2 separate regions of the Homo sapiens genome follow, and region 1 is linked to region 2. Evidence: chromatin loops called from intact Hi-C (ENCODE). Cell type or tissue: PC-9. All regions are shown on one strand. Links, peaks and the distances in the headings refer to the core of each region. The heading gives the core; the rest is flanking DNA.

Region 1 (6,068 bases), core at 563-5,562, 140 kb before region 2:
CCAGGCACGGTAGCTCATGCCTGTAATCCCAGCACTTTGGAAGGCCGAGGCAGGTGGATCACGAGGTCAGGAGTGGGAGACCAGCCTGACCAACATGGTGAAACCCTGTCTCTACTAAAAATACCAAAATTAGCCGGGCATGGTGGTACGTGCCTGTAATCCCAGCTACTCAGGAGGCTGAGGCAGGAGAATCACTTGAACCCAGGAGGCAGAGGTTGCAGTGAGCTGAGATTGCGTCACCGCACTCCAGCCTGGGTGACAGAGTGAGACTCAATCTCCAAAAAAAAAAAATTTTTTTTTTTACACAGAGGATCTGGCTACATTGCCCAGGCTGGTCTCAAGCTCCTGGGCTCAAGCAATCCTTGTGCCTAGGTCTCCCAAAACACTGGGATTTACAGGCGTGAGCCACTGTGCTCAGCCTGAATTAATATTTGAATTGCACAAATTTATAGCAAATGTGTGAAAGTATTATACTTTGGGATTATTACTGCTCATCTTTAAGAGCCTGGCCTTCTGATAGGCCTCCTTGCCCCTTCCAATCTGCTTTCAGCAGCAGCTGAGTGATTGGGGTGAAACTTAAGGCACACACATTTAGGAGAGCATCAGAAAACTTCCTCTGTAAAGGGCCAGAGGGTAAATATTTTAAACTTTGCGAGTCATACAGTCTCCACTGTAGTAACTCAACTACTCTGCCAGTATAGCACAAAAGCGGCCAAGCACAACAGTAAATGAATGGGTGTGGCTGTGTTCCAATAAAACTTTATTTGCACAAAGAAGTGGTGGGCCAGATTTGGCCTTTGGGCTGTAGTTCGCCACCCCCTGGTTTAGAAAAAGGACACATATAAATGACCAAAATGGTGAGCGTTCAAGAGGTAGTGGCGCGTGTATATGGACTGAGGAAAGAACTGGGTGGGATTGGTTTAGTGTGAAGACTCAGAGAGTTAGGCATCCACCCCTAAAACACCAAGGGATGGTGACAGATCCATTCAATGGCCCCAGAGCCCAACTGTAATGCGGGGGACGTAGCAAAGAGACTTATGTTCATTCACGACAAGAAAGACCCGATAAGCAATGAAGGGGTGAGTCCCATATTCTTAGAGGCATGCAAGCAGAGGCTGGGGGTTGGGGAGAATTGTTCTTTTTTTTAAAAAAAATTATTTTTATTTTAAGTTCCGGGGTACATGTGCAGGATGTGCAGGTTTGTTACATGTTACATAGGTTAACGTGGGCCATGGTGGTGGGGGAGAACTGTTCTTATACATCCAGTCCTGCTCTTAGAGTGAGAGAGGTTCTCTGTTCCTGCTCAAAACTCTCCACAGTCCCTGCTTTGCTCAAGGCAGAGGCCAAAGTCCCCGCTAAGGCTGACCACCTGCCCGTCCTGGCCCCACTGCCTGACCGCCCTCACCTCGCACTCTCCTCCCTCTCTCAACTCCAGCTCTGCTGCTTCTGAGTTGTGGCCCAAGCCCCTGACATCCCCCACCTCAGTGCCTCTGCTCAGGCTATCCCTCTCCTGGAGTCTCATCCCCAGACGTCACCGCAGAGGGGACCAGACATGTGGGGAGAGGACCCTCTTGTCACTCAGCCCTCTCCCTGCCTGCCCTGGTCCTTGACTGCTTGTTCTCCTTAGCGCTCACCTCCACTTAACGCGCCATTGCATTTATTTATTTGCTCGATGGTCTGGCTTCCCCTACTAGAATGTCAGCTCCATGAGGCAGGGACTGGTGTCTGTGGTTCACGTCTGGATTCCCAGTGTTTAGTGCCTGGCTCACAGTAGGTTTGCAATAAATATTTACTAATATGGCGGTTGTCTTTTCCAGAGCTGACCACAATACCTCCCAAGCCACTGTGCTTCTTACAGCATGGCGCCAATACCCGTCCCTTTGAGAAGTGGAGTCTTTGTTCCCTTCCCTTGAGTTTTGGCAGGACTCTGACTATGTCAGAGGTAAATTTATGTGACTTCCGAGACTGGGTCATGAAAGACAACACCGGTTCTGCCCAGTTCCTTAGAATGAAGGAAGGCTGGCACCATGGTGTGAGGAAGCCGAAGCCACACAGAGGCTGCACGTGGATGCTCCAGCCAACTGCCCCAGCTGAGGCTCAGCCGCCAGACATGGGCATGAAGACATCTTCAGAACAACTCTGGCCCCAGCCGCCGTGATGGCAGGAGAGGCTCCCAGAGAGAACCAGCCAACCCCCAGGACTGTGGGACATAGTAACAAAATCTTGTTGGGGGTGATATTTTACCTAAAGAACAATGAACAAAAAATGCTGATGTGTCATTGGTGCCTCCAGTGTTCCTACCTCACTGTTCTGAGACCTCACTTTTCATACCTTCCCCCTCAGAGTATGCACTCCTGCTTCTGTGCATTTTCCGGGCCCTGCCTTCCTCTGGTGTTCTCTGGAAGCTTCTCCTGGTGGCAGGGGGTATTCTGCTCTCTCCTCTAGCATCTGCTGAGACTCCTTCTCCTGGGAGTTGACCTCTGCAGATGTTCCCAGGCTTTGGGGTGCGTGGGGACACCTCTCTTCTTAAGGTGCTTCCCTCCTTAGGGTGGCCAGAGCAGATGCCACCTGCACGGAGGCGGAGGCCCCCTTAGTCATGATCCTGATGAAGATTCCTTGCTTGGCCAAACTTTAGTCAGGCTTCTGAATCTTCTGCTACACCCGTCTGGGCACTTCCTTGTAAAACCCAGTTTTAGCAAAAGAACCTGTGAAGTCAGTTTAGGCAGACCCCCCATCCTAGATCGCTGATCACCGTGGAGACCTGAACGAACGGGGTTCCTCATTCTCCGCCACCCCCGGGCACTGTCCGATCACCCTGCCTGCAGCAAGAATCCTGTTCGGGCGGTTTTGTCAGATGTTTCCTCTCAGTGATTTTCCATCCGCCGACACCCGTTCTGCCTCCTCTGCTATAAATCCCCACCTGCCGGGCTGGTCTTTGAGGTTGAGCCAGTTCTCTCCCTCAGCAAGACCCTGGTGCAGTGGCCCCTATACCTATCATGACGGTCCTGAGCGAAGTCCTCCTTACCCTGCCTTAACCAGTGCCACCGAATACACCAGTCCTCAATACTGGCTGTCCTAGAAACTGTTGCCCACTCTGGGCTCCTGCTGCCACCTCCACCACCAAGAGGGGGAAACTGAGGCACGGTTTTGTCTTTAATTCCCAGCTGCCTCCATGAGACCTGGGAAAACTCACCCACCATCACGACCACTTCAGGCCTCTGAAGGGAAACATGAGCCCAGAGAGAGCAGAAAGTCCTTTCTCCCTCCTGGACCCCAGACACTCCTCTTTCATGGACCTTCTTTCCAAGATGACTGACAGCAGCCACTCCACTCAGCTCTCCCCTGAATCCCACCCCCACGCCCATTCAGGATGTGGTGCAGCTGGTCCCAGCATCATGATGCCCCAAGAGCCTGGCACTGGTATTTTCCTGAAAGTCTGGGCCAATTGATGTTACCGTCCATGACCACCCGGAGGCTTCTGCTTCCTTCCAATGCCCTCTGGCCACAGGTTGGGGCAAGCTCCTCCACTCACATTCTGTTTTTTTTTTGGTGTGATATCGGCTCACGGCAACCTCTGCCTCCTGGGTTCAAGCTATTCTCCTGCCTCAGTCTCCCGAGTAGCTGGGATTATAGGTGCCCACCACCACGCCTGGCTAATTTTTGTTTTAGAGACGGGGTTTCCATGTTGCCCAGGCTGGCCTTGAACTCCTGACGTCAGGTGATCCACCTGCCTCAACCTCCCAAAGTGCTGGGATTACAGGAGTGAGCCACTGTGCCCGGCCAGCACCCACATCCTTCAGGAGCCATGACAGAGGTGCAGAGAGGCAGGGCGGGGCTGGGGCTCAAAGCCCAGGCTCCAGGGCCAACCCAGGTTTGCACCCCAGCTTTGTGACCAAGGCCATATCTCTTCACCTCCCTGAGCCTCAGTTTCCTACTCTGAAAGGGGGATAATAGCACCCCTCCTGGGGCTGTTGTGAGGATCGAGGAGGTAACATGTAGAAGGTGCTTTGCCTGGTGCTTGGCACATAGTAGCAGACAACAAACAGTGACTGTCATTATTGCATGTGACACAGTCAGACAGCCAGGCAAGGCACGAGTGGCCCTGTGTTCCCATCTCTGGTGGCTCACCCAGCTCTACCGCCCCCTCCACCCCGCCTCACCTTTGGTGGCGCACAGCCCAGTTGTTCTCGTTAGACGATGCTGCTCTGCTCCCAATGTGTCACTCACGTGAGCCAGCACACACCTCATCCCTGCCCCCATCACTGTTTTGCTGGAAGAAACCCAGGAGCCAGGGCCTCAGAGCCAGCTCCCCCTGTGCCCGCCTTCTTGGTCATGCAAATCAGAGTGAGCTCTTCCCCTCTGCCTGGGCAGACTCCCGCTGACTCCCCCTTCATTCCTGTCCACTTCTCCCCAAACAAAACAGAAAGGAGGGCCCAGGAAAAGAAGGGGTATCAAAATCTGGCTTTTGAATCAGGCTCAGAATGAATCAAGGTTTGGCCCCTGGAAGCAACATGAACCCCCAGAGGCTTGCGAGGTGCTGCTCTGCCCCTTACTAGCTTTGTGGCCTTGGGCAAGTCCCTTTACCTCTTTGAGCTCCAGCTTTGTCACCTCTGACACAGGGACAGTAGTATAAGCCCTGGGGCACTGTACACTCCTGCCTGGCTCTGAGCTGAGCCATGTTGCCTCTCTGAGGCCACTTTGATTTGGTCTGTCCTGTTCCTGGGTCCATAATTCCTGCCGCCTGCCCTCCCACACAGAAGTCCGACAGGGTTACAGGCGTGAGCCCCTGCTCCCGGCTAGCACTTTGGGAGGCTGAGGCTGGTGGATCACCTGAGGTCAGGAGTTCAAGACCAGCCTAGTCAACACAGTGAAACACCGTCTCTATTAACAATATAAAAATTAGCTGGGCGTAGGGGCGCACACCTGTAATCCCAGCTACTTAGGAGGCTGAGGCAGGAGAATTGCTTGAACCTGGGAGGCGGAGGTTGCAGTGAGTCAAGATCGCACCACTGCACTCCAACCTGGGTGACAGAGCAAGACTCTGTCTCAAAAAAAAAAAAAATAAATAAAGGAAGAAAGAAGAGAGAGAGAGAGAGAGAAAAGAAAAGAAAAGAGAAAAAGAAATCCAGGGTGACGCATGTTCGGATCAGTGTGCCCTTCACCCTTTTGGCACCTTGATGGCCGGACCTTCCACTGTGTCCCCTGCAAGCACCTGTGCCCAGCACAGAGCCATACACAGAGAACCCCACCTGGGTCAGATTAGCAGAGGCTGATCAATTTTTGACGTCACACCTGCAGCAGGGCTGAGTGCCCAGGAGAAAAGGGTCTTAACAGCACCTTGAAGTGAGTTGCCAGGCTGGGCAGAGATCAGGGAAGGCCAAGGAGGAAGGCTGTGAGCCACCTGGCCTTCAGAGAACTCCCAGACAGTGGCCCAGGGACCAGTCCAGCCCAGATCACCTTAGGCAGTGACCCCTCTCCCAGAATCCAGGCACCCTAGAGGCACCTTAGCAGAAGAACTCTCTGAGGTCTGCAGGCTTGAGCTGTTTTGCTTTCTCCAAGACAGTTTCGTCCTGTAATGGTCGCCATTCTCATTGTCATCATCCCGTTACAGTATATTTGTTTTATTTGAGAAACGTATGTAATGATTATTTCTGGCACTATGCTAAGTGCTTAAAAAGTATGAATTCACTAACTGCCGCAACCCCATAAGGTGGGTACTATTTATGAACCCTGAGGCCCAGAGAGGTCGAGTAACGTGCTTGATGTCATGTGGCCGATGGATGGCCACGTGGGGCTCTCGGCTTCCTTCTGAGAGGCAGCTGCCAGGGATGGGACACACAGTTGCTCCAGGCCCATCTCCAGACACAGCACTGTCCCCTATGTTGTCCCCATGCTTCCTGGGGCCTTGTGAGCTTCAGATTATTCATCTGTAAATGAGGACAATAAGGCCAGCTCTGGGGGCCCAGGGCTGGGCCTGGGGGAGGGCTCAGCCCCACAGGGCCCTGCCCCCTCCTTGCTGTTCACCATCTGTCTGAGGCTCACTCAGAAGCTCCCACTGACACGATTTG
Region 2 (5,000 bases), core at 1-5,000:
AAAAATACAAAAAATTAGCTGGGTGTGGTGGCAGGCGCCTGTAGTCCCAGCTACTAGGGAAGCTGAGACAGGAAAATCGCTTGAACCCGGGAAGTGGAGGTTGCAGTGAGCCGAGACCATGCCACTGCACTACAGACTGGGCAACAGAGTGATATTCCGTCTCAAAAAAAAAAAGGAATGTATAACTATTAAAAATGTTCATCCACAGTCCATCTAAAATTGTCTCATGTGCTCCAATGGTACACATTGGGAAAGAGTGGATAAAGTATTTTAAAAAAATAAGGATGACCTTATGTTAGGATGACCTAACAGCCTAAGTTTTTTGTTTGTTTGTTTGTTTGTTTGTTTTTTGAGACGGAATCTCGCTCTGTCGCCCAGGCTGGAATGCAGTGCAGGGGTACAATCTCCACTGACTGCAACCTCTGCCTCCCAGGTTCAAGCAATTCTCCTCCCTCAGCCTCCCGAGGAGCTGGGATTACAGGCGCCCGCCACCACACCCAGCTACATTTTATATTTTCAGTAGAAACAGGGCTTCACCATATTGTCCAGGCTGGTCTCAAACTCCTGACCTCAGGTGATCCACCCACCTCGGCCTCCCAAAGTGCTGGGATTATAGATGTGAGCCACGGCGCCCAGCCCTAAGTTTGTTTTTAATATCAGGAAAAAATAACAGTAAAGGGGATTTTATATTATTGACTGCCAGGGTGTCCATGAGGGACTTAGACAGATTGGAAAGAAGGCAGGGGAAGAAGTAAATTTAATAACTTCTGAGTAAGGGAAAACCAAAGCCCAGGATCACTTACATGAAATTTTCTGGGTATTCACTCAGGGCCATGTCGATGATGTTCAGAGCGTCATGGTAATGCTTCTGTGCTGACAGCAGGAGGGCAAGGAGGTGCAGGGAGTTGGCATCGTCACCTTGAAGCTGAAGAGCTTGGCGGACATACCCCAGAGCCTCTGGGATCTGGTTTAAAACAAAACCAAAAAAGGTTTTACATACACACATGCACACGCACACACACACACACACACACACGCGCGAAAGAAGCCATCTTTTCAATGTCTGCTTCTCTTCAAATATTGAGTTGTTTCACATTGTGCCTCATTCACATTTTAAGCCAAATCTTTATGGCAGCCCCAGGATATTAACCACAAACATGAAAGCAGAAGCCACCTTCAAAAGACATTCTGACTGATAGAGTGATACAGGAGACCCTGTTTCTCTACGTAGCTGCCAATACTGCTCCAAGTCTTTCCCTTCTCCCTGAGTAAACACTTTCTCATTCTTTCCACAAAACTGATCTACTTTTGATTATGCCCAAGATGATTTTGCTCTAAGTGGAGACACATACAAAGTGTCAGAGATTTTTAGTGGAATTAAACTGCCTTAGCTGAACTGTTCTCATTTTTTCAAGTATTACTGAAATTAAAGTGCTTAATAAGTTACAAAACCTTTAACAGAGCTTTCCGAGTGATCAGAGGCCTGTGATTCTTTTCAGGTTCCTTTGTCTTGGACCTCCACTAGACATCAAGGAAACATGCCAAAAAAGTAAACAACAAAGGCCCCCACACCTTTCCAAACTACAACCCAAAATAAGTTGATCTGAGAAACAAATTGCAATGCCGCATGCAAAGCAGATGTGTCCAAATTCATGTAGGACCAGACACATCCTGAACCTTTCAGTGCAACAGCTGTTCAAGACTTTCTTCAAAATCATCCAAGCACAAGGGTTGATAAAATACACACAAAATGGGTATGTGACACCCTGGATTCCATGCAGGTTTGGCAGTAACCAGGGAGAATTAGAACCCGAAGCTAGATTTCGAAATAGAGCTCTGGACTGAAGCATTCTTGCACAACCATCCCACAGATGGCTTCCGGTCTCGCTCCAACTCCAGTCCTCTGTGGGGCCTCTTCTCAGCTCTCCTGCTTTTTCCCAAACCCTCAGTAACCTCCCTCCTTAGTAGAAGGCTATGACTTCTCTTTCCCAAACCAATTACTTTTCCTCAATGAACTTCTTTTCTTGATGGATTTAGGTTATAACTGCTGGCTGTGGAGGCTTTCTGCTTTGGAACCATAGAATCACAGCTCTCACAGTTGGAAGAGAGACCATTCACCCCAATCCTTCAGTTACAGGGAGGAAGCTGAAGTCCCGGGAGGTGAAATGGCTTGGGAAAGGTCACCCAGCTATTGAGTGTCTGACAAGAGAGTGATTCCTGTCCATCCTCTCCTCCTGGTCAAACCCCCTCCCCTGGGGAAGCAGGGAAACACTCCCTCGGAGCTCTGGTGTTCTGACACTACATGCCCACAAAGGCTGCTGCCACACCCACAAGGCTCCATTTACTCATCCTTCCCCAGGTGACAACCTACTATGTGAATAGCACTCAACCTGGTATTGATGGGTGGGTCGAAAGGCAAAGCATAGGCATGATGTTGATTTGCAGGGATGACCAGAGCAACCAGGGACAAACTGATACAGGGATCAAAACGATGTCTTTAAGGGATAGCTGCCTTGAAGGAATTCAAAGCTGGTTCCTTCATTTAGCGAGTATTCCTGAGTGCTGAACACATGTCAGGTGGCATTCCAAGTGCCAGGGTAAAGCAATGACAATGATGGGCATGGGTTCCTGGAACCTACAGTCCAGTGAGAAAGACAGATACTGAACAAGAAAGCTGGGCAAAAGGAAGAAGTGCAGGCTGCTACAGGAGCAAGGCTTCATGGAGGAGGCGAGAGAAGCTGTCAGCGTAGGGGAGAGATCAGATGGTCAATCAATGCCCACACCTGCTGCAGAAGCCCAGCTGTGAGCCACAGTCAGGTGACAGGACCTTTACAGGGAGGTATCCTGGTTTCCTTAGTCCCTAGGTTGCCAATGGAAGCCACTTCTCAATGCCATTCCCAAGCAACCAGGAAGACAGGTGCATACCTCAGCCCAGGCCTGCCAGGGGAATGGCATGTCTGGAGAGCTGACCTTTGAATCACCCTCCCAGTCAGCACTCAGGAATGTGCTGGGGTTACCACCAGTGTCTTGCACCTGGTGGGTGGCCAGGCATGTGGCCAACATCCCCAGAACAGCTGGGAGGGGATAGGAGGGTTTCGGGAATGGCAGAGGCAGCATCTAAAAGCTGCCTTTGGGAAGATGAAGGCCGACAAAACTTGCCCCTCCCGCAAGGAGATAGTGTTAAGTCCCCTTTTTCGAGTAGCCACGGTGTGTAACTGTTCATGTTTTCCACGTATTGTAAAGGACCTGGTTCTTTTGTCTCTGCCTGCTGGCATCTTCCTGCCAATCAATGACACCCTTATGACAACCAGACGCCAATCAGGGCTAAATCCCCACCATGCAGCTCAGCACTGGGTTCTGCTACCTGGTTCCTGTTGGCAAGGGACAGAGGCTCTTTGATGACTCCTGGGTTCAGGGTATATGCCATGTGCTGCTCCCCAGGTTGCCATCTGACCCTAGCTTGGGCCCTCCAGCTGTGTGGATTTAATGTCCAATAGCAGAGCCTGGAACTCCTGTGTCTTCACAGCTGATGCTCAAACCAACCAAAACACCAGGCTCTTTGCTGAAACCTCTGAGAAGGGTTCCTGGCTCCAGGTCAGCCTCAATGGAATAAAGGAAGATCACCTACCACTTCAAACTGAAGAGCTGAAGGAGTTGTATCAAGATACAGAGTGCAGCAAGTATAGGAAACATTAGAGAAACTGACCTGTCTGGAGATGGCAAGCTGCAGAGCCAGGTAGAAAGCTGCTTGGTGATCTGTGGGTGACAGGCTGTGGGCCCTGAAAAAGTATTTACGGCTATTAGTACATGGGAGAGGAGGCCATTTTTACTTTCCCTATCAAGCAAGTCTTCTCCACATTTGCATTCTTATACTAAGGGCCCGTATTTATTTAACTATGTAATGCTTCATTTAAACTCTTCTTCTTTGTCCACCTACACATGTAAACCATTTCCCTCTTACCACTGTATAAAGGTACAGAATAGGAGTGCATTTCTGTGTTTTGTCTAGCATCTAAAATGGCAGCTGAAGCTTGTCGGCTTTGCGGAGGGCCTCGAGGTGAAGAATCCATAGGCCCTGAGGTCTGATCTCCCCAGCAGATGGGTCTCTGTGTCGTGCTGGGACGCAGTGAAGCCATGTGTGCACTTGGCAAGGCGATGGCTGCTTTGGTTAAGTTTGGCTTGGCCTTCCTTAATGCTACTTTATCCAAATTTCTAGATTTCAGAGAAACCATATGAAAATCAAAGACCCAGCTTTGCTTATAAAATGAGGTTTGGGTTTTTGGTGAAAAAAGGGAAGAGAAAGGCACTCATTCAGTCTTTTGAAGCTTCTACAAAATTCCATGCCGTTCACTGATTTATTGCAGATAACTGTCGTGTAAGAGTGTGGTGAGACACTAGGCTCAGTTTTAAGAACTGGCCTTTGACGTCAGACAGGAAGGGACCATACTGGCCTCCTAGCTGATTGCAAACGTGGTCTTCTCTGCTTCTATGTGGAAGTCATTTGTATTTCAGCATAAGCAACTCAAAATTTGACTACATACTAGACATAATTCTGTGTTTAACTGCTGGGAAGAGAAAAACAAACTTCTACTTTCTTTAAAAGGCACCATGGAGCAGACTAATTAGGTGGGACCCAGATAGTAAACAAAACTTCATGCTGTTCTGTCAACATTCTGTGATTAAAGGAGGATCTTCTACCAGCAGAAAACAAATTCGAGATAAAAAAGAAAACCAAATCATTATGGATTCAACTGTGGCAAACAGGCCAAAGATGGCTTTCTACAATAATAAGGCCTTTTAATTGGACTGTCTGCTGCAGGGAAGGGAGCTAACAAACCTCCCAGGTGTTTGCCATCCAGAAAATATGCTAAATTCACTAATTTAGGTCATTGTTTATGCAAATGTAATAGCTCATATGCAGGTCCAGGGTGAGGCAAAGCTAATCTCTGTCCTTATATTAATCTTAGGAGCAAAGCACATAGACTTCCATTCCAGGGGAC

What was found. Hi-C counts contacts between places; a loop is a spot of excess contacts. Peaks named below come from ENCODE experiments on the same cell type or tissue, not always from the same donor. Only the 100,000 strongest peaks of a DNase experiment are listed, where the experiment ranks them.
Region 1: it touches region 2 in a loop (6-fold over the local background); 2 of 110 quality-filtered maps call a loop at or near these places.

What each region holds. Positions count from the first base shown.
Region 1 is chr14:90,506,191-90,512,258 of GRCh38, forward strand. It overlaps LOC124903359 (a long non-coding RNA gene), which reads left to right. Exons shown (of 2, transcript XR_007064301.1): 2 at 1,818-2,279. Among named protein-coding and RNA genes, the nearest start is that of LINC00642, 54 kb to the left of the region's middle. RefSeq lists enhancers at 3,424-4,257, 5,925-6,068. In PC-9, for the core only: a CTCF peak has its summit at 3,509; DNase peaks (open chromatin) are centred at 2,841 and 4,201; H3K27ac peaks cover 1,826 bases.
Region 2 is chr14:90,643,245-90,648,244 of GRCh38, forward strand. It overlaps TTC7B (tetratricopeptide repeat domain 7B), which reads right to left. Exons shown (of 20, transcript NM_001010854.2): 14 at 3,707-3,779; 15 at 804-964. TTC7B-AS1 (TTC7B antisense RNA 1) reads left to right here. Exons shown (of 5, transcript NR_110134.1): 2 at 1,500-1,754; 3 at 3,527-3,736; 4 at 4,010-4,167. Among named protein-coding and RNA genes, the nearest start is that of TTC7B-AS1, 3.1 kb to the left of the region's middle. RefSeq lists an enhancer at 3,146-4,345. In PC-9, for the core only: no CTCF peak of the experiment used is centred there; a DNase peak (open chromatin) is centred at 2,927; H3K27ac peaks cover 458 bases.